Linked DNA regions of Mus musculus: region 2 is linked to region 1. Evidence: chromatin loops called from intact Hi-C (ENCODE). Cell type or tissue: heart. All regions are shown on one strand. Each heading gives the region's core, and the rest is flanking DNA. Links, peaks and the distances in the headings are about the cores only.

Region 1 (10,521 bases), core at 3,048-5,547:
ACTCTAAAGTTCTCATCCTGAGGAAGATAAATGGTAGTAAATTCTAGGTGGCCCTTACAGTTATATTTGATGCAGAAGTGAAAAACCTGTAATCATTTTGCCAAAAATTCCTCTCTCGCGTGATTGCTAAAATACAGTGGATATTATGGGACCTTTGTAATATTTGTAGTATTTGTGAAGTACCAGCCTTCAATATGGTTGGCTTAGGCAATCTTAGGGCCATTTGAAGCTTGTATGTTCGTGAACCAGACACACAGGCGCCACATAAGTTGCTTGGGAAACAAGAATTGCTTATCCAAAGACCTAGAGCCTCATTTCTGAGCATCTACTGAGGGACTCTCAGCGAGGACGACTCACACAGGGAGGCCGGCTTTCTTTGTATCTCGAGCGTCAATGACGTCTGGGCTTGTCGATGGACTCAACACGCACGTGAAAGTGTTTAGTAGGACCGTCAGTGGATTCGGCAACCACCAGGAATATTTGCTAATACGTCAGACTTTGTGTTCGTAGTGACACAGAAGAGGACAAAGGCCTGGAAGCCATAGATGCTTAGGATTCTGTTGTTCTTGCAGATACTTTGTCCTTCTGCGCTACGACTTTCGCCCAGCAGGTGGCGGTATGTGACTGTGAGAACTGCAGCAACAGGCACAGAAGTGAAGAACTTCCGGGAAAAGGGAGGGGGGGGGGCGGTTTAAGAGTCGGGTTTCCTGAAGCTAGCTCCAGGATCATGCTGAATATTCTGCGCATCTGATTAGAGATTTGGATTTGGATATCAAGCTACCTGCTCGTTTATTACTTGAGCATAAACAGATTTATACTAGAGATGAATCTGAGCTTGCTGTCTGGAGTCACTTCCTAATGCCACCTCTCTCAGCACAGTCACATTTGGGCACGTTGAATACAATCTCTGTTTTGGATTATCATCTTATTGGAAGAACGAGTCTACAGTTGTTGCTATTTACCTCTGCTTAGGTGTTTAGATTCCTCACACTCCTTAATTTCACCTCAGATTAACGCATTCAACCCAAAGCGTGTTGCATTAGTCAGTCTATCCAGGTAAACGGGGACAACTGATAAAAAGCATCCGGTGGGTGCTGCAAGCTTTGATCGCCTTCAGGTAGCCAGTCGGAAACTGGCTACTGTGGAAACCCTGCCACTAGATAACATTTTACTGCTGCAGACGATATTTCCCCCTTCTTTAACAGTCTATGAAATGCTCTGCTGAGCCACGCTCCCTTAGCAATGTCCCTTCCCTGGGGGAAGCTTTCTACAAATGTACAAGCCTCCCATTAACTCGTTCCACAAAGTCCAGTCCAAACCTTTAGTGACACTGAATATAATCTCACAATCACTTCTTCTTCCCTTCCCTCTGGCTCTCCCAATCTTTTTCTTATGTCACAAGGTCAAATACTCTCAGTTCATGTGTGTCTTTCTTATAGGCTGAGTGACTATACACAGAGCTATGTGTTCTTGGAGGGCCTTGAGCCCCATGGCTGGCAACAGTGCAGCGACCTTAGTGGCCATGGTAGGTCTTGGCACCTATGAAATGCTCACTAAATGTCTGTGGCTTTGGTTCACTGCTGCAGGATAATTTCACAGTTGTGATATATTCTACCATTTGATTCCAGCCAACTTATTGCTCTTAATTTTCATTTTCAATCATCTTGTTGGTGCATGTCTCCTCTGTCCCCACCCCTCTGCAGTCGTCCATTTTCTTCAAAATCTGGCTGCAGTGCCATTTTCTCTATGGAACTACTGTCTCTGTAGCCTTTGAGCACTGCCGTCTGAGCAATCTGATCTTGCCACACAGTATGAGCCTTTAACTTTGTCCGTCTGCATCTTGAGTTCCAATAAAAGGGGGAAACTAAAGTAATGCACGGTGGTGGGAAAGACCGCAGAGAGGAATGCTGCCCTTCACGAGGGATAGTCTGAGTCTTTCGAAAGTTCCTTCCTTGTTCGACCAGACAGGACCATGATTGATGGATAAAGATTCAGATGTGGGACATGCTGAAGCAGGGCAGGCAAGTCTGTGGAGACCCAGTTCCGTCTATTTGAAGTGGTTGTCTCTTTGCCAGCACTCCCAAGAGAATAGTGGGCTGTTTGATCTCTGGTCCCCATCAAAGGTGCCCTTGACAGACTGCAGCCCAGGTCTGTAAGCTTCCTCATAAACCCATGTTTGGAAAGATATCTCTTGGGTGGGGGGGTTGCGGAGAGGGGGTTATTTTGGTTTGAAACTGGAAGAAAGGAGGCTTGAAACTTAGTTGGAAGTGAGAAATATCAAGGTGGGGCAGGCAATGAATCTGGAGGGGACAATATCCTGTGAGTAAAAACAGTGGGTCTTGAGGCGGTTTCTGAGATGCTTGGCTGTTAACTCTCTCATCAGCCGCCCTCCTTGTCCTACTGGCTTGGCCCTGCAAGGCTGGGGTGCGGTCATTGATGCGTCTCTCCAGCTCCCGTTCCTAACTGGAACTGTTCGTTCTGCTAACGATCCCAAAACAACTTTTGTTTTGGGAAAGATGACCAAGCAGTCGCTTGTTAAGAATCCACTGAACCCCTCTTTCAGACCAGGAACAGTGGAAGATTCACAGCAGAGTAGGGTAGATAGAGACACAAATATACACACCATGTCTTGCTGTTGTTGCTGTGGTTATATACATACTGTGTCTTCCTGTTGTTATTTTGGGCTATGTGGATAATTTTCATTTGCCGGGGAAGTCAGACAGATTTAAGGCAAATGGGCATATTCTTTTCTAGCAGGAAAGGGACACTGTAGAGCCTTGGCAAGCTTCACCACTGAACCATTATGAGCCCCTGAGTCTCCATATGCTTCAGAAAACTCCCAACAGAACGCTCAGGGGAGCCATAACAAATTGCTTGGCATTTCTGTAGAAGACTGACAATATTCCTCACCTACTCTCATCTCTAATTGATGTCCTGTTTTTCCTTTTGTTAATCTTGCCAGGTACAGTATTGCTGTCTGTCCTTCTTAGATGGTGTGATCGAGAATTACTTAATATGTGTTTTGGAAAAGATCTATTATTTTTATTTTACAAGTATGAATGTCCCGCTTAGATGCATGTTCATGTAGTACCCAAAGAGCCCAGAAGAGGGCGGTGGAATCCACGGAACTGGAGGGCCAGATGGTTGTGCGCCACCATGTGGATACAGGGAAAATCTCACTGGGTTCCTCGGAATAAACAGCATAATGCTTTTAACTGCTAAGCCATTTCTTCAATGTTTTGTAGTCTCAAGTTGTGAACGTATCTTGGGCCTTGTCCACAGAAATTCTCTGCAGCCTGGCTTGCAAATACACTTTTCCAAAAATCTTTCCACATTGCTTTAAGCCAAGTGGCCTGGAGATTATAGAGTTTTTAAGTCCTAAAATCGTTTTATATTAATCCTTCGGCTTGTATTTCTCAGACTACATAGGTAGGACTATGTCAAACCTCAAACTGCTTTTGTGGGAAGAACCATGATTACAGCCCCCCTCCCCCATCCAGACTAAATAATTTTTCTTCTTGGACTCGTGGAGTAGATATTGTAGCTCATTCTTTCCATGAAGATGTGGTAACGTTGGAGTCCTGGTTTACGGGAAGACTGGCCGTGGTACGGAGGACGGAGTTTCAACTTTACCTCTTACACTTACAATTTCCTATGCTCTGCTCACAAGAGTGCTACGACCCAGGACCCTGGTTGCTGACAGCAGAAGTCTCCCTTCCAGGGATGCCTGTGGTCCACACAGCTGAAGGTGTTCATTTTTTCATGATTTCAAGGTGCTGCAGAAATTCCCATTATTACTGAAGGCTCAGCAATAGATTTTTAAAGAATATTTATTCTTGTGGCAGAAGCAAATAATCTATTTTAGGCATGGCCCATATCACAAGTTTTTACTGTTCAAGTATGGTCACTTGCCTTGATTTAGTTACTTTAGTCAGTTTGTATATGCTAAGCTATTTCGGCACCTCCTTTGGGTGGCCTTGCCCTCGCCTGCAAATCATTCGAGAACGTGGTCAAATTGTTCCTTACAGAGGGGGTCAACCCCTTTTTCCCAAGAGCCAGCGGAAAGAACCTGAAAGTCCTTCAGGGCTGCTATGCCAGTTTCTGCCACTTGGTGGCACTGTCGAACACGGGTCCTCCTGGCTTCGGGGTACAGAATTTGGTATTTCTCTTTCCTCCTTGGAGGTAGCCTCATTTGGACAGCAAGGTTACACTTCTTAGTTCAATCAGATTTCTGGCCATTGTATTCCGTGTCTACATCACCTTTTGGCTCCAGCCAACCAAGAGTTTAGAGTTCAAATATTTTGGTGAATATGAACCTTCCTCCATCAATAATATCTAATTAAAAACAGTAATGGATACAATGCCTCACCATTTTGCAATGGTTCCATACACAGGCAGCAATGGAGCCCAGCAGGAAAACGACTTATCCCGAAGAATTCTACAAGTTGATAAAAGATAATTGACTGGTGGCAGTACCACCGTGACTTTGGACCCCAGGTCGTGGCACACAGTTAGATGTATCTCTGGATACAGTACCCATGGATGTTACATTTTTTTTTCCAGGTCTACAGAATTTTCTGAGATTTGAGAGAGCTAGTTAATTCTTTAAGAAATGAAAATAGTAAGTAGAATCAAATTAGATTTCTTTTTACATGGAGGACAAAACAGTATGTCAATTATTCAATTAGTTTGAGTCCTGAGAATTATGTCTAGAGTGCGTGTGAGACTTTCCAAGTAGGTATGCTCTCATTGCTGAGTTCTTCATACAACTTCTCTGAAGACAGCTCTGCCGAGGCAAGTTTAAAATGATAACACAGATGTTCCAGAAACATCTTCAGATGACGGAGTGTTGTTTTATTTCTGATTCTTTTCCTCCTCCTCTCTGAGCAGTGGCGCTGATGGTGATGTTTGTCTTTACACAGCTTTTACCATGCAAAGCATATTGGTGCCCTTGACTCTACTCTACAGTTCTGGAAATGTGTGAAATGAGTTAACCCTCCTGCCAGTCCATGCAGGCGCACATTTAATATTATCCCTGAGCTATGAGGAGTCCAGATTTGCTATGTTGGAGCTGAACTTCAAAAGCTAACATTTATGGGGAAGTTTCCTATAAGAAAGTCTATTTTGGGAATTTATTAATCCCTGCTCTCTAAGTGCAGTGAGTCCCATCAGTGTGTTTGGCCTCCGTTGCTTGGAAGCAATCTATGGCCAGTTTAAGACTTGTCAATTATACAGTCACCTCCAAAAAATAGTATTTATTGGTTGACCCTAAGCCCATGTAACAGACTAACTCACAGATAGCATTGACATTCAACCATCCACTAATACCTCATCTAGAAGGAGCACATTCCGTTCAGAACAGAGAGCTCCTAGGCGCCTCTTCATCTGGTCTCTACGCGAGAGCCTTCGTGCATGCCCAAGTCAGGATCTGAGCATAAGAGCTAATGAAAATGACCCAAAACATATGATTTGCTAGGGAATCGGGTTTGTCTAGCAAATAAGGGCTCCCATTTTTCAGTACGTATGAGGACATGGCTAGATAGCTTCCGATGCAGCAAGGTGTTCTAGAGGTGGTGAGAAGTGAAAAGTGGTTATCAAATACTTTACACATCACAAAAAAATAGTTTGTGCTAAACATGGATGTGATTACACACACCGACTTGAAATAGAGCGCCACTGCCCAACGGAAGTGTGAGGTGTGCAATTCAAAACTTTCAGGAGTGTCATTTAAAAAGAGAGAAATAGGTAAAATTAATAACAACGATTTATGATATATTAATTTATATAGAAACTTACATAAATTTATTTGTTTATGATGTATGTATATTAATTTATATAGAAACTTACATAAATTTATTTGTTTATGATGTATGTATATTAATTTATATAGAAACTTACATAAATTTATTTGTTTTTCATATAGATTATCACTAATAATATATTTTAATATGTTAATGCTATATACCACATGCTAGTGATAGGTTTTATTTAACACAATATTATTATTTTGGCATATAAACAGCATGCACTTCTTGATATTTTTATATGTTTCAAAATAATTAATACTGGAAATTTGGTTAGATGTGTGAGGGAGGAAGCCTTGGGGCCACTCAGTGAATAGAGATTTGAGCTAAGATCTGAGCCGAGAGCCAGAGCCCTCTGGAGAATCAGAGAGAGTGAGCTGTGATGGCAACAGCTGGCTCCCACTCTTCCCAGGGGTCCCCCTCCACACCCATCTCATAACTCAGACCCCCGAGTCCCCTCCCCCCTCAGTTAACACTTGGGTTTTGTCTTAGTTCAGGTTTCTATTGCTGTAACAAAACACCATGACTAAGAAGCAAGTTGGGGAGGAAAGGGTTTATTCGGCTTATACTTCCACATTGTAGTCTGTTACTGAAGGAAGAATTCATTTTTCAACTTTCTCATTTTCTTATATTATTTGACCCCCCCCCCACAGGTTTACATAGGGGTGTGTGTGTGCGCATGTGCGCGTGTGTGTGTGTTTGGGGGGGGGTGCATGCCCACATACAGACCCCTGTGTGGGCCTCTGAAGAGTTCATAGGCTCTAGCACCTGTGTACTCCCCAGAAGACATTGAAGCTCAAAGGATGTTTGATCCAGGAACTATTCTAAGTGAGGCAAATGTATGCCAGACATGCACCTTGCAAAGAAACAGAAATTACATGTCTAGCACCATCCAAAGGTCGTCAGCTCCTGCTTCCACGTTCCTGCCCTGAATGGATGCCTGTCCTGACTTCCTCCAATGATGTACTGAGATCTGGAAGTGTAAGCCAAATAAATTCTTCCCTCCCCAACTTAATTTTTGGTCATGGTGTTTCATCACAGCAGTAGTAACCCTAACGAGGACAATATCCTTACAAACAAACAAACAAACAAACAAACAAACAAACAAAAAAACCCAAACCCAGCCAAAGGCAGAATTTGATGCGGGAAGTTGGTCTGTTTTAATGTTTTAAATGATGTAGAGGGGAACCTCCGTTATAAGAATATGCAAGGCTGCCTTAGGTCCCAATCCTGAAGACATTCCCACCCATCTTAAAATTGGCTCTTCCTTCCGGTGGGTAGGGGATTCTACCTGGTAGACAGGGAAGTACTCTGGAGAGAGTCAGTGGGCTATTGCTGGGCACGGTAATTTGGCTGGCAGTGAGAATGTTGTCCCATCAACCCTTTCCTTTATTTGAATATGCAAATATTACTGGAATGGTTACAGGAGATGGCAAATCTGTCTGGTCCCCAGGAGACTGATGATGTTTTAAAGATACAGATACTCATGCAGTGGGAGAATGAGCCTGAAGAGAGCGATGGGATCGAATTCAGAATGAAGGATTTAATTCAGAAATTAAAATGTGCAAGAAGCTTCGGAACGCCGTACCTGCTGTGGTTTAAGTGGCAAATAAGTTCGAATTCCTGCATCCCTAGCTGGTGGTGCTGCTTCGAAAAGTTACAAAGCATCTGCGAGGTTACAAAACGTTCAGCTTTGCCGAAGGAAATACCTCACGGGGGCGGGCTTTGAGGTTTCATATCCTGGACTTCATTTCCTGTTCTCGCTCCACTTCCTGACTACTACTGTAATGTGTCAACCAGTTATGCTCCCGCCACCGTGCCTTCCCTCCTGGAGTTATCACCTAAGGAACTGTAAACCGAAACCCTTTACGATGCTTTTGTCTGTATTATTTAGTCACAGTAAGAGAAGCGAAACTAAGACAACCGTATAAATATTTCATCAGCTGGTGGAAAGATATACTGAAGGTGGTTTCACTAATTGGTAGATTAAATTACTGTTCCCAAGTCTTCATTCCCTGCCTGACGAGAGCATCAAGCATCACCCACACATTGTCATGGGACTTGCAGAGATCTGTTTCTGCAAACTACACTCTATACCTGCTTGGCCATGTGACTTGCTTCGGCCAATGGGAACCCAACGATGCCCCGCCCAAGTATTAGCGAGATTGACAATGGTGTTCTTGCTCTCACATCGGTGTCTAGAAGAATGTTGTGTTTACACTGGTATCCGGAGTGAGAAGTAACCCAGAACACAACGCTAGTAACAGAAACCCAGCTAATAGGCAAATGTGTGGAAGTAAATGTTTCTCGAGTCACTGAAATGTCGGGAAAGCCATAGTAAGGCTGAGTAATATTGGTTTCCATGAGGAAAACTCACCTTGCTGAGAACATTCTCATGATTTTTATTGATGTAATTTGAAAAAGTTTCATATCACGTGGCAGTAGAGACAACCAGCATGATCATTTTTCCCAGAATGATGTTCCGTGAACTATATGCTATAAAGCTGTGCTTGAGTAGAAGTTGACTTTTCATAAAAGGGTAGTTCCTGTGTGTCACCGTGCCATGAGTCCCACGTCAGGATGCTGGGAGTGAGATCATGACCGTATTTGAGAGGCCAACAAAACTACTTAGTGGTCCCTAAAGACACCTCCTGGAATTTACTGATGTGGGCATTTTTACATTTTCAATTACAAGTGTGACATTTTCCTTTGTGCCAGTTTTGCCAGAGCCAGGGATCCTCTACAAGGCTCTATCCGCACTTGATAGAAAAAGCACGGCTAAGTGACTCATCTCATTCACCGTTGGCTCAGTTTAGCAGGACATTTGTCCCTGTATGACGTGATCCTGTCCTTTCTTCTCTGAGCTCTCAATAAAGTAACTACCATGGCTCAGGAAAATATAATCATTGTGAACATTCCTGCACCAACATGACATATGTATTTGCTGCCTAATTTATCTCACCCTATACCCTTCATTGCACTCAGCAGTCGCCTATTACATGTCAAGTACCATTTTAGATCCCTCATACATCTTGTTCTCCTGAATTTCATACCTCACAAATTCGTAGGGAAATATGTGCCTGGATAGAGGAAGACCCAAGGCCATGCATGAGGCAGGGCTGAGCTCAGAACACAGGTAGAGCCGGAAGCAGAGTGTAGGGACTCCTCAGGAACTGGAGTCTAACCAGCATGCCTGTGAGCCACACCATCTTAGCCAGTCTTCCATTGCTGGGAAGAGACACCATGACCAAGGCAACTCTTACAAAAGAAAGCATTTGACTGAGAGCCTGCTTGCAGTTTCAGAGGGTCAGTTCATTATCATCACAGCAGGGAGCATGGCACTGGAACAGTAGCTGTGAGCTCCATCTTACTCCACAAGCAGAGCAAGCCAGAGAGAGAGAGAGAAAGAGAGAGAGAGAGAGAGAGGGAGGGAGGGAGGGAGAGAGAGAGAGAGAGAGAGAGAGAGAGAGAGAGAGAGAGAGAGAGAGAGAGAGAGAGAGAGAGAGAGACTAGGCCTGACATGGGCTTTTGAAACCTAAAAGTCCACTCCCAGTGACATACTTCCTCCAACAAGGCCACACCTTCTCCCACAAGGCCACGCATCCTTTCATAAGTTCCAGTCCCTCGTAACTAAGTATTCAAATATATAAGCCTATGGGGACATTCTTTTTTGTTTTTTGGCTTGTTGTTGCTTATTTGTTTTTTTTTTTTTTAACTTTCTATTGATTCTCTGTGAGTTTCACATCATTCACCTTAGTCTTGCTCATCTTCCCATCCCCTTATATCCACCCTTAGCTCTTGCAACTCCCCAAAATAACACACACACACACACACACACACACACACACACACACACACACACACATACACACACACAAACACAAAGAGAGAGAGAGAGAGAGAGATTTCTCACAGTGGAAGCTGCAGTATGTCACAGTGTGTCCCACGCTATGTCCTGCGGTCCACACATCCTCACTTGCCAATGTTCATTGCAGTGAGTCATTGGTAGGGTCTGAGGTTTTAGCTTCTGTGGCCCCTCCCCGGGACTCCTGCTGATTATCCTGTTGTTGCCCTTTGTCATGAAGATCCTGTAGCTTTGGATCAGCAACACTGCCCCTTCTACTTGTCTGTTCCAAGATGACGTAGATTGTGGGGTGGGCCTGGTAGTAGCTGGTCAGTGCACTGGCTTTCCCTTATTTGTACCACGAACGTTGCTCTGGCTAGGCTACCCAATGTATGGAGCCATTTTTTATTCAACCATTACTCATACTAAGAAATTTAGATTTTGCTCTAAACATAATATGAAACTTAAAAAGGATTTATGTTTTAGAGAGGTAATTCCAGTTGCTGGGTAAGGGACAAGAGAGGAGCAAGAGGGAGAGGGGACATTTGAGGTGGAGGGTACTGGGAAGGCTCAGGATGACCTGGGCTGCATTTCGGGAAGGAGAAACAGTCACATCCAGGATGCATCTGGGACATAGGACTTGCTGACAGGTTGGCTGTTGGGTGTGAGCCCCAAGAAGAGCGTAACCTCAGCATTTGGCTTGAATGGTTGGAAAAACTGGCGTGCTATTGGCTGGCACGGTGAAGACTAACAAAGAAGCAAATTATTTGGGGCTTGAAGAGGGAGATTACACGCCTTAGCTTGTGCAAGTGTTCTAGAGGCAAATATTTGTAACTGAGGCTGCCACTGGGCATGGGCTTGATGCAGTGAACT
Region 2 (10,521 bases), core at 4,134-6,633, 430 kb after region 1:
AACCACATGGTGGCTTACAACCATTCATAATGAGATCTCACTCCCTCTTCTGGTGTATCTGAAGACAGTTACAATGTACTTACATATAATAAATAAATAAATCTTTAAAAAAAAAAAAAGATCTGACCAACTCTCATGAGAAGAGAGAGGAAAGAGAAGCTACTTGAGAGGCAGTGCAGAAAAAAGGAACAAGGCAGTTTTACTGGTACTGGGGGAGTTTTACAGAGAAAGGTTGAATAGAGAGCAAGCTAGACATAGGTGAAGACAGAATGATCCAGAAAATGAGAAGGGGCCAGAAGATTAGGACAGACTGCCAAAGTTAAGTATGAGGCCAAGCAGAGCAGGAGAGACTGAGAGAGAAGCAAGATTTAATCAGTGTGGAGAGGAGTTTTGAGCCAGAACAGCTGAGTTGATCAGCCAGACAGAGTTCAGAAAGAGTTAGAAAGGGTTAGTTTATTCGGCAGAAAGTCTCGAGAGGCTGAAAACATTCTAGGCCTAGACAAGATTGTATGGAGGCTGGAAGCTTCAGCAGTAAGCCTTGGAGACCACAATTAGATCAGGCAACAAAAGATACTTTTATAACTATGACCTTAAGTATGGTTCTGAATGTGTACTGAGGGAATACTTATAACAGACATAGGAAATAATAGGAGACATAAATGAGAGTTCAATGACTGTTCATGACTCCAGGTGGCAAAGTGGAGACACTACAGATATCTAGAGTTAGACACTTAAAATTTGAAAGACAGAGCTGCCATGAAAATAGTCAAATGACGAGACACTGAAAATAAGAGTGGCCAGTCTTGCTGGGCATGGTGGCGCATGCCTTTAATCCTAGCACTCGGGAGGCAGAGGCAGGTGGATTTCTGAGTTCAAGGCCAGCCTTGTCTACAAAGTGAGTTCCAGGACAGCCAGGGCTATACAGAGAAACTCTGTTTTCGAAAACAAAACAAAACAAAACAAAACAAACAAAAAAAGAGTGGCTAGTCTCAGAAAGGAAGAATAAAGCAGAAATAATGCCTCCCTTTAATTTCAAAACTTTTGAAAATTATGTATGTATTGATTGATTGACTGACTGACTGATTGATACTCTATTTGCATGTATGCCTGCATGACAGCGGAGGGTATCAGATCCCATTATACATGGTTTCTAGAACTAGAGCAGTTATTGCTTTTAAACGCTGAGCCCTCCCTCTCGCCCATTTCAAGACTTCTTATTTGCAGTACCCAAGACGGCTGGCATTGGAACACATGCACAGTGGCAGCTCAGTGGATCACAGCAGATAACCAAGAAGTGGACTCCTTTCACATCCCCACCCACATCTCCAAATCAACTGTGTCCTCTACCTCACTTGACTAACCGATTTTGGTGGAGAAGGAAAACTAACCCAGTGGACAGGGGAAAGAAAACATTTTAAACAAACACAGCAATGAAACACGGCAAAGAAATGAATCTAGATCCAAGTCTGACTTTATGCAGAATTAACTTAAAATGCCTCTTTATTTAAAGGTGATATAGAGATACATTACTAATAGACACAAAGGAGAAAACTTTTGGAACCTAGGGCTAGGCAAAGAATTCTTAGTACCAGAAACTTGAGCAGTAAATAAACATGGATAAGAGGGATTAAAATCTTTCACTCTGCAAAAGCCGCAGATGAGAGGTTTAGAGGGTAAGCCACTGACTGGGGGAAAAAATCCATGAGCTGCATCTTAGGGTTTCTAGTGCTGCAGCAAAGCATCATGGCCAAAAGGCAGGTTGGGGAAGAAAAGGTTTATTTGGCTTACCCGTTCCACATTGCTATTCATCATCAAAGTCAGGACGGACATCCAAACAGGGCAGGATCCTGGAAGTGGGAGCTAATGCCGAGGCCATGGAGGGGTACTAGTTACTATCTTGTTCCCCCTGACTTGCTCAGCCTGCTTTTGTATAGAATGCAGGACCCCAAGTCCAGGGATGGCATCAAACACACTCTATTGATCACTAACAGAGAAAATGCCTTACAGCTGGATCTCATGGAGGCATTTCCTCAACTGAGGTTCCTTCCTCTCAGATGGCTCCAGCTTGAGTTAAGTTGACAGTAAACCAGCCAGTACAAGCCATACATCCAGTGAAGGACTATCTTGCAAATATAAACTGTGGCAACCAGTGATTTTCACATTTTCTGTAAAATTATCTATTCAGGGGCCAGAAAAGTGGCTCATTGTTTAATATGCCAACTGCCCTTCCAGAGGACCCAGATTTAGTTCCCAGCACCCACATGGTGTCTCACAAACATCTGTAACTTCAGTTCCAGGGGCTCTAACACCATATTTTGTCTTCCATGGGCATTAGGCATGTATGTGGTACACAGACATACATGCAAGCAAAGCACACATTCACCTAAAAGATAATAAGAGTTAAAAAAAAAAAACTATTCAACTAGCATGTGACCTAACAATTGCACTGTGGGACATTTATCCCATAAAAAGAAAAAATATATTATTATAAAACTTACACATGAATGCTTATGCCTATTTCAACCATATTAACACAGGACTGGTCAGATATTCCTCAGCAAGTAAATGTGCCAGGGTAAAGCCCACACTATGAAACCATACTCACATTACAAAGAAAATGCTAGCTGACTATATGTGTGTGTGTGTGTGTGTGTGTGTGTGTGTGTGTGTATACACACACACACACACACACACACACACACACACACACACACACACACACACACTGGGGTGACTCTCCTAAGAACTGAGATTTAAAATGTCCACCATAAAAGCTACAAGCTATATAGCTCTGGTTATGTAACACTGGAAAATGGACTAAGCCATAACATGCTCATCACCAAAACACGCCTTGTGCTTCCTGGGTCGACTGACAGGAAGACTAGCTTGGACCTGGAAGTCTTCACCATTAAGCCTTTAGTGATACAAAATTTTAAAAAGAATAAATTTTTCACATTATTTGGGGTAGATCCCTAATTTCTAGTACTATTTTTCCTTCGGTGAGGTCAGTATTTCCATTCTCCTGTTACAGCACTGATACAAAGCAAGCATTCTGAAGGGAAAGCTGGAATCAGTGCGCCTTAGCTGGGGCTAAGTGAGTTCATTGCTCAGCCGTCTGCCCACGTCTAAAGCTTTCAGAGTGAGCAACTACTGTGTAACGGTACTTACAGTAAACACTTAAAATTTTGTACTTTGGGTTGGCCCAAGTGGGAATTAATGCTCTTTCAAGGTTATTTAAAGACTCCTTGGTTCAGTTCTAGAAGACTCCCCTGAAAACAAGTAGAGGTGTTATGCATGCAGGGCCCACACAGGAAATCTGGTTTTGCCTTCCACCACGCTCAGGAAAAAAAAAAAATCCCAATATTTCACAACCTCCAGGAACCCACTGGGAGTAAGTAGGTGACAGACTTCTTAAAACCCTGCAAGAAGCAACAGTGTTGGCTCCTCGGCTCAATTTCAGTGTTTGAGAGGACTATTGGGATAATAATGCTTCCTGGTTAACGTTTTTTGCGTCAATCAAACTGATCACCAAGACAAGGCGTTAAGATCAGCATGTTGAGGCATGCATCGGAATTACAGGAAATTAGACTGGCATCAGCCATCAGCTTAATCTTCATTTGTTCTTTCTCTTGCTCCTCCCTTGCCTCGATCCCCTTCCTCTCCACTTCGCTTCATTTGAAGACAGGGTCACAGGGATCTCAAACCGGCCTGGGCTCTTGCTGGGTAGCCAGTGGAAGCTGATCAGATACGCAATCCCTGATCCTCCTGCCTTCCCTTCCTAAGTGCTGGGATTTCAAGGGTAGATTACCGCCTGCAGCAGGGTTTCCTTCTACACTCCCTTTTCATTAAAGACAAAATAACAAACAAGAACAACTGCTGCGGGGTGGGGTAAGGCTAAATATATACATTCTGTGATACATTTTGTACAGAGGATACTCAATGTATTTGTTTGAGGCTGTTATGTTGCAAATTCCCCTTACTCCCTCCCTTCTTTATGTATCTCTGCCCTCTACTGGAAGCAGCAGCCTTCTGTGAATGTCTTCCAAACACAGGACCTTGGTATCCAAGATACCCTGAATCCCAGTCACAACCACCACAACAACTCCACTTGGTGATAGCTTAGATAGGCTATCAAAACTGATTATTTCCAGAAAACTTGATTTCTAAAAAATTAATTTCTGTCACTTTCAGAAGGAAAAAAGATCAACAGGAGAGAGTGGTCCTTAGAGTCTGGCCAACTGCTGAAGCGCCCAGTGGTCCCAAAGTGAATTCATCCTTGTACACTTCCTCCTTTTCCACGCTGCATTTTCTTATGATGAATAAAGTACAGCCCAGGCTTGCCTTAGACTCACTGTGGTTGAACATGGCCTTGAACTTCTGACCATCCTGCCTTAATTCCCAGAGTTCTGACGTAGCATACTGCCAAACTGAGCTACATTGCCTGGCGTGATAGTAAGCACTTTTTATATGTCAAATGTCAGGATAAATGCTCTCTGTGAGAAGACCTACATTCATTTGGCTCGTTCATAATCTTTATGCCCAGACCTGTAGTACCCTGGGAAAAAGCTGACTCCAAATGGTCAAGTATGTATTGAGGAACTATTATGGGATGGAAATAGGGTAGAAACAAGGAAGTGAAGCAGGAAGAAACTTCTGGATGCTGCTGTCCTAATAAGAAAACGTCTCGTTGGGTTTGGTGGAAAGCCACTACCCTTGTCCAGTGAGGACAGCCCCCAGGAGCAGACTACTCAGTGTCCAGTGAAAACCACGTCAAATGTATTTCTCAGATGTGACAGCGACTCTTTCTCTCTCAAGTTCTTATTTTTCCACCATGAACTCCACTTTTCTGCACAAAGAAACAAACAGTACACAAACTCCAAAGTATTGCGAGTGGTTTTTGTGTGTTTGCTTTTGCTAAAATCATGTACCTGTTTCTTGGGTCCCACATGAACTGAGTCAACCTGCTTTCACTATAGATTTACCTAAACAGGCTAGTGTTCAAAGTATTATGGATATAAAAGCACCCGGACACTGTTATCCAAAGCAGGGAGGATGCTCACAGTCCCAGTGCTAACATCTTCAAGGTGTGGTGCAAGTGGTGCCTGCCATAGGTGCTGCTGTGGCCCTTGGCATGCTCACGCGGGTGCCTTCAGACAGTGCACATGGCTTGCTGCTCTATCCTGGGCCCTGTCTGTGCCCATATCTATAGCAGAAGATGCCCATTCTCTCTGGGAAACACTTCCCTATAACCAGAGGGAACAGTTACTCAGACTATCAACTGTTCTGCAAAACCGTATCTTTGCCATATTTTAATAACCTACGTGCCTAATGTTAAGACTACCGTTCAATCTAAGAGGCCAGTTAATCTCAGTCCTGTCTGAGAACACAAGGCACTCGGTGAGGGGATTCCTTTGGTTTGAACCAGATGCAGACATAGTCAAAAAAGCTTCCTGTTTCATTTTCCAGTGCAGAGATATGATGTGTAAGAGCTGGAGGATGAAGAGGAATGCCATGCACAATGCTGTCTTCTGGATATGAAACGCACATCACACTCATGAACTCCCAGTTCCCGGGAACGTCTGCATGAGATCACACCGGCCGAACTTCTGGCACGGGTGCAGTGGAGGAGCGCCACCTCCTGCCTCTTACTGAGAAGCTAGTGGCAGGTTATAGTTGCTTGGGGTGGGGGTAATCACTTTAAGGATGTGGTCATGGGTAGAATTCCCATGCCCTCACAGGTAGCTTCACACCCAAGCACATATAAACAGCACTAACTAATCTTAGTGAGCTATAAAAAAACCTAAAATGAATAATAAAAAAAACCCATAAAGTTGGGAAGGAATTGTGGAAGAGGATGTGGGAAGAGTCAGAGAAGGTGATAAAGGGTAAATATGATCACAGTTCATTGTCCAGTGCGTGATATTCTCAATATTAAAGAAAAATTTAAAACATTTCAGAGCAATTCTAAAACTGAATTGAGGAAAAGCTTAAGCTTTATTTTTCTCATTTAGCAATTCCCTTGTTTTACATTTAAATATTGTCAATAAAAGTCAGTTTCATGTTCTAAATATCTTTGTGAACATTTCCTCAAATTAAAGCTTTTTAAAAGAATACAGCAACTAAAGTTCCTGTCATAGATCAATGGCCAGTGGACCAGGCAAAATAATAATTTAAGTTCCAATTTTAAGTAAAGTTGCTAAGTTACGCCCCGATTTTTGAAAGAGCTCTGCTGTTGTGGGGCATCCACTATGAAGAGAACAGGAACAAATGGGTGTGGTCCCACGAGGATTAACTGCCTTGGGAGCACAGAGCCATTTAACAGATGCCACTGAGACTCTCCTCCAGCTAGGAGATGGCAGCACACTGTTTGACACACAAGCTACAGGGGCAGGTGGAAGAGAAGACCTTGTGGGAGCCGGCCTGGCAGGCTGGCACTCATCTGGAAGCATGTGTATACATTGCTCCTGACCACCCATGAAAACAGTAGGAGCCGGGCACCAGAAAACTTCAGTGTTCCAGACCCCCACAAAAATGGTTTCTGTGAGAACAACCCATTCGTCACTCTAAAATTAAACATGTTAACCAGTGATCCAGAAATATGTGGGGGCTAGAGAGATGGCTCGGCGGTCAAGAGCACCGACTACTCTTCCAGAGGTTCTGAGTTCAATTCCCAGCAACCACATGGTGGCTCACAACCATCTGTAATGGGTTCTAGTGTCCTCTTCTGGTCTGAAGACAGCTACAATGTGTATATGTATATATATCTTAAAAGAAGAAGAAGAAGGAGGAGGAGGAGGAGGAGGAGGAGAAGAAGGAGAAGGAGAAGGAGGAGAAGAAGGAGAAGAAGGAGGAGAAAAAGGAGAAGGAGGAGGAGGAGAAGGAGAAGGAGAAGAAGAAGGAGGAGGAGGAGGAGAAGGAGGAGGAGGAGAAGAAGGAGAAGGAGAAGGAGGAGAAGAAGGAGAAGGAGGAGAAAAAGGAGAAGGAGGAGGAGGAGAAGGAGAAGGAGAAGGAGAAGAAGAAGGAGGAGGAGGAGGAGAAGGAAGAGAAGAAGAAAAAGAAGAAGAAGAAGAGGAGGAGGAAGAGGAACTCTAAGAAATAATATTTAAAAAAAAACAAAAAAAACAAAAAACAAAACCTCCCAGCAGAAATATGTGGAATGTCCCACCATGGTGCATAGTCAGCAGCAAATGTCTGGGAAGCCTGGGCTCCAGGGAAAGAGTTCTTGGGACTCAGAATTAGCAGACATCTCCAGAATCATCTTTATTCTGCTTGCAAAGATACAATTATTTTGTTAATATTTCACTTGTTCCCATTTAAAGGTTTCAGAGCCACATTAAACAGTGCCATCATTAGCAAACTGCTGTGTAAGAACATTATAAAACACAAATGATAAACTAAGATAACCCCTCTTACAGCATTCATATTAGTGCATTAAAACATTGATTCAAAAAAGACAAGTGTGTTCATTGGCAGACGTCTGATTCCTATTTGAATGAAGAATAATAAAAAAATGGCATCTAAATAAACTCTAAAACTTAAGTGTCAAAAACTAAATATAAAATGAAATCCCAAATCTGTAACTATGGGAACATTACTTTGTGAAGACAGGACCCAAAGATACAGGCCTAAGAAGTGTTCCATGGCGCACGAGGGAAGGTATAATGGCCACAAAGCCAGACCATATGGTGAAAGTGGTTCAGTGCAGTAAGAGACTGGAATCTTTAGCATCTGAACAGAATAGATGCAGGTATGGACCTTTCAGCCACTTCCTCCAACTTTCACTGAACAATACAGTAACTAAGCTTTCTTTAGTATGCATTGGATTAAACAGTCCATAATGTTAAAAACAACCTATCCTTACTGTCTTTACTAGGTAATCCACAGCAAATGCATATATACATACACATCAGGAAAAGATTCACTGATTTTATTCAGAGACGAAAACAACAATCCAATAATGAAAGAGCAATAACGATCTGCACTGCTGTGGACCACAGCGGATAAAACATCCCACAAACAGTTATGTTAAGGGTTTCCTATTGAGAACATTTACTGGACAAATGAAATTTAAACTTGGGCTTTCTTTTTAAATAAGATAATGCAATCATGTTACACATGTTACACAGTTACAGAGGTGCAGGCAGAGTATACACGCCAATCAAATAATTCCCAAAACTCAGTCAAAAAGTTACAATAAATAAATTACAAATGAAAGGCATATACAACGTGAGCAAAACCTAACAGTTGTTGAACTAAAAAGCAGGGAAGCTGTGCCAGTAAGGGTGTTTAGAAAAGCCTTGGGTATTAGAAAATATCAGACTGAATCCAAAAAGAATCCCCCCACCCTAGTAAAAATGGCAAAGTATGGAACCATCATTTTACACAACAGCCTCAAGATAACGATAAGAGAAAGTGATCGCAAGAATCTGCCTGCATCGCTCAGACAGCATCATGCAGTCGTCCACGCCCTCGGGGCTCAGCCTTTCAGTCCCCATACGATGAGACAGATGATCACGATTCCGACCACGAGGATAAAAATGATAATGCAGAGAGTTTTCCTGGATTTGCGCTGCGGAAGCAAGAAGACGACACGGTGAGTACGTCAGTGAGGGGATGCCACAGCAGCTGAACACCACCCAGTGAACTTGGGGAACAATTTGGAGACCTCATATTTGGGGCTGAGATTCTTCTTCTAAAAAACCTTTACAACACACACGGTGGTGTTTTTTCAAAAAATATTTTTCTTGAAGTAATGCTATAATTCAAGGGGCAATGTTTTAATTGCTGGTAGTTCTCCTGGGAGTATGGTTGAACTTGAGAAAGAAGAAATCAGTGGCTGGAGAGATGGCTCAGTGGTTGAGAGCACTGACTACACTCTTCCAGAGGACCCAGGCTCAATTCCCTGTACCCGAATGGCAGCTCACACCTTCCTGTAGCTCAAGCATGTGGTACACAGACAAACGCCAATACACACTGTCGGGACATGGTGCAGGAATGGAGCCATGTCAGGGGAACTCGGAGTGCTTTCGAGAAAATGCCAAGAAAACAAGAACCTCAGTTGCTTCAAAAACACGCAACTAGTTGTTCTTGGAATGTGTTTCTGTGCCCCTCCCAGGTAGAGTGGATAGGAGTGAGTTTACCTTAGATTATTCATTACAACTAGGTATTGTTATTTGTTTGTGTGCTACTATGGAAAAACGCATGTTTACATTTGGCTTCTCCTTGAGACTGTACACTTTACTCATGTGACTCTTCTTAACCCTGAGTATAAATTGTCTGATGCTCTGAATAAAGTTGGCTACTGCATGAGATTTTATGAGTCTGTCTCATGCTTAAGCTCTATTCTTCCAGGTCTAACTACCTTTAGAGCAGACACACACATAAAATAAGTAAATAAAAATGTTTAGAAAAGAAAGAAGAAACTGTGTTAGGTATATCTATTGTTCAGTGGCAAAGCATTTGCTGGTATGCAAGGTCCTGGGTTAGATTCCCTGTTCTCCCTCAATCCCCAATAATGCAAAGGAAGACAGAAAGAAATAAAAGTTACCAGCTATGTGGTAGACTGAGAATACCTAGAAATGAAACAAAGAATAGCCCCATAAAGTGTCAGTGTTACAAGCTGCCAAGTGCACAGTGGCTCACCTGATGAATGGCGCTAACATGAAAGTAAAAAGCAGCTGAAAAATATCTAAGAAGTTACAGGATTGTAGTCAAGATTCAAGACAGTGGTAATTATGAAGGACAACAAAATCCGATGTTTTTAGAGGGGAATCAAATGATGTGTTATGATGTTCAGAATCTTCAAAAGAGTCTAACCTTGCTCTTACTGAGCAAAGGTCTGCACACCGTGCAATCATTAGTAATTCACAGCCGTAACATCTGTATAGTACCTGAAGCATGACTCATACTTCACAGATATATAGAGTCTCCACACATTAATGACATTCCCTTGAGAAATAAATTTGTATCGACTGAAGGGTCTGCTACATGTTGACATACTATGCAGTGATTAATGACACTCCCAGATAATGTAGTTTCAGAGACTTTGAAGAGACATTTCTAGTGTGAGGACCTTTGTTACGTCAGCCTGGCAAGAGGAAAGAGAAAGTGGGCTGGGTGATGGTGAGGCACCCCTTTAATGCCTGCACTTGGGCAACCGGGGCAGATAGGTTTCTGAGTTTGATGCTAGCATGGTCTACATGGTGAGTTCCAGGAGAGCCAGGGCTGTGTAGATACTGTTTTGAAAAACCATTTAAAAAAGAAAAGTCACAGGGAAGGAAGGGAAATGGAGGGGAACAGACCACTCAAGAGGTCTCTCCATGTGCTGTCACATCATAAACCATCATGGATGCAGAGGAACACTAGAATTCTTAAACGCGTGGATTTGTTTTCCAATGAAAGACACGGGCACTGGTTGCCATCCATACATCTGGGATCGTATGTGTCAATACCTAGTGATCTCTGCTATTCTGTAAAGCCAGCCCTCATTGAATCCTCCAGAATCCCGAGCATTGTACCTCA

Evidence for each region. Hi-C counts contacts between places; a loop is a spot of excess contacts. Peaks named below come from ENCODE experiments on the same cell type or tissue, not always from the same donor. Only the 100,000 strongest peaks of a DNase experiment are listed, where the experiment ranks them.
Region 2: a loop joins it to region 1, with 2.4 times the contacts of the local background. A loop is called at or near these places in 12 of 42 quality-filtered maps.

Annotation. Positions count from the first base shown.
Region 1 is chr10:24,615,359-24,625,879 of GRCm38, reverse strand. No RefSeq gene overlaps it. Among named protein-coding and RNA genes, the nearest start is that of Gm15270, 25 kb to the right of the region's middle. In heart, for the core only: CTCF peaks have their summits at 3,142 (motif pointing right) and 4,099 (motif pointing right); DNase peaks (open chromatin) are centred at 3,099 and 4,079.
Region 2 is chr10:24,185,676-24,196,196 of GRCm38, reverse strand. It overlaps Stx7 (syntaxin 7), which reads right to left. Exons shown (of 10, transcript NM_001358563.1): 10 at 7,236-8,569. The coding sequence ends at 8,477. Among named protein-coding and RNA genes, the nearest start is that of Moxd1, 33 kb to the left of the region's middle. In heart, for the core only: a CTCF peak has its summit at 5,637 (motif pointing left); no DNase peak of the experiment used is centred there.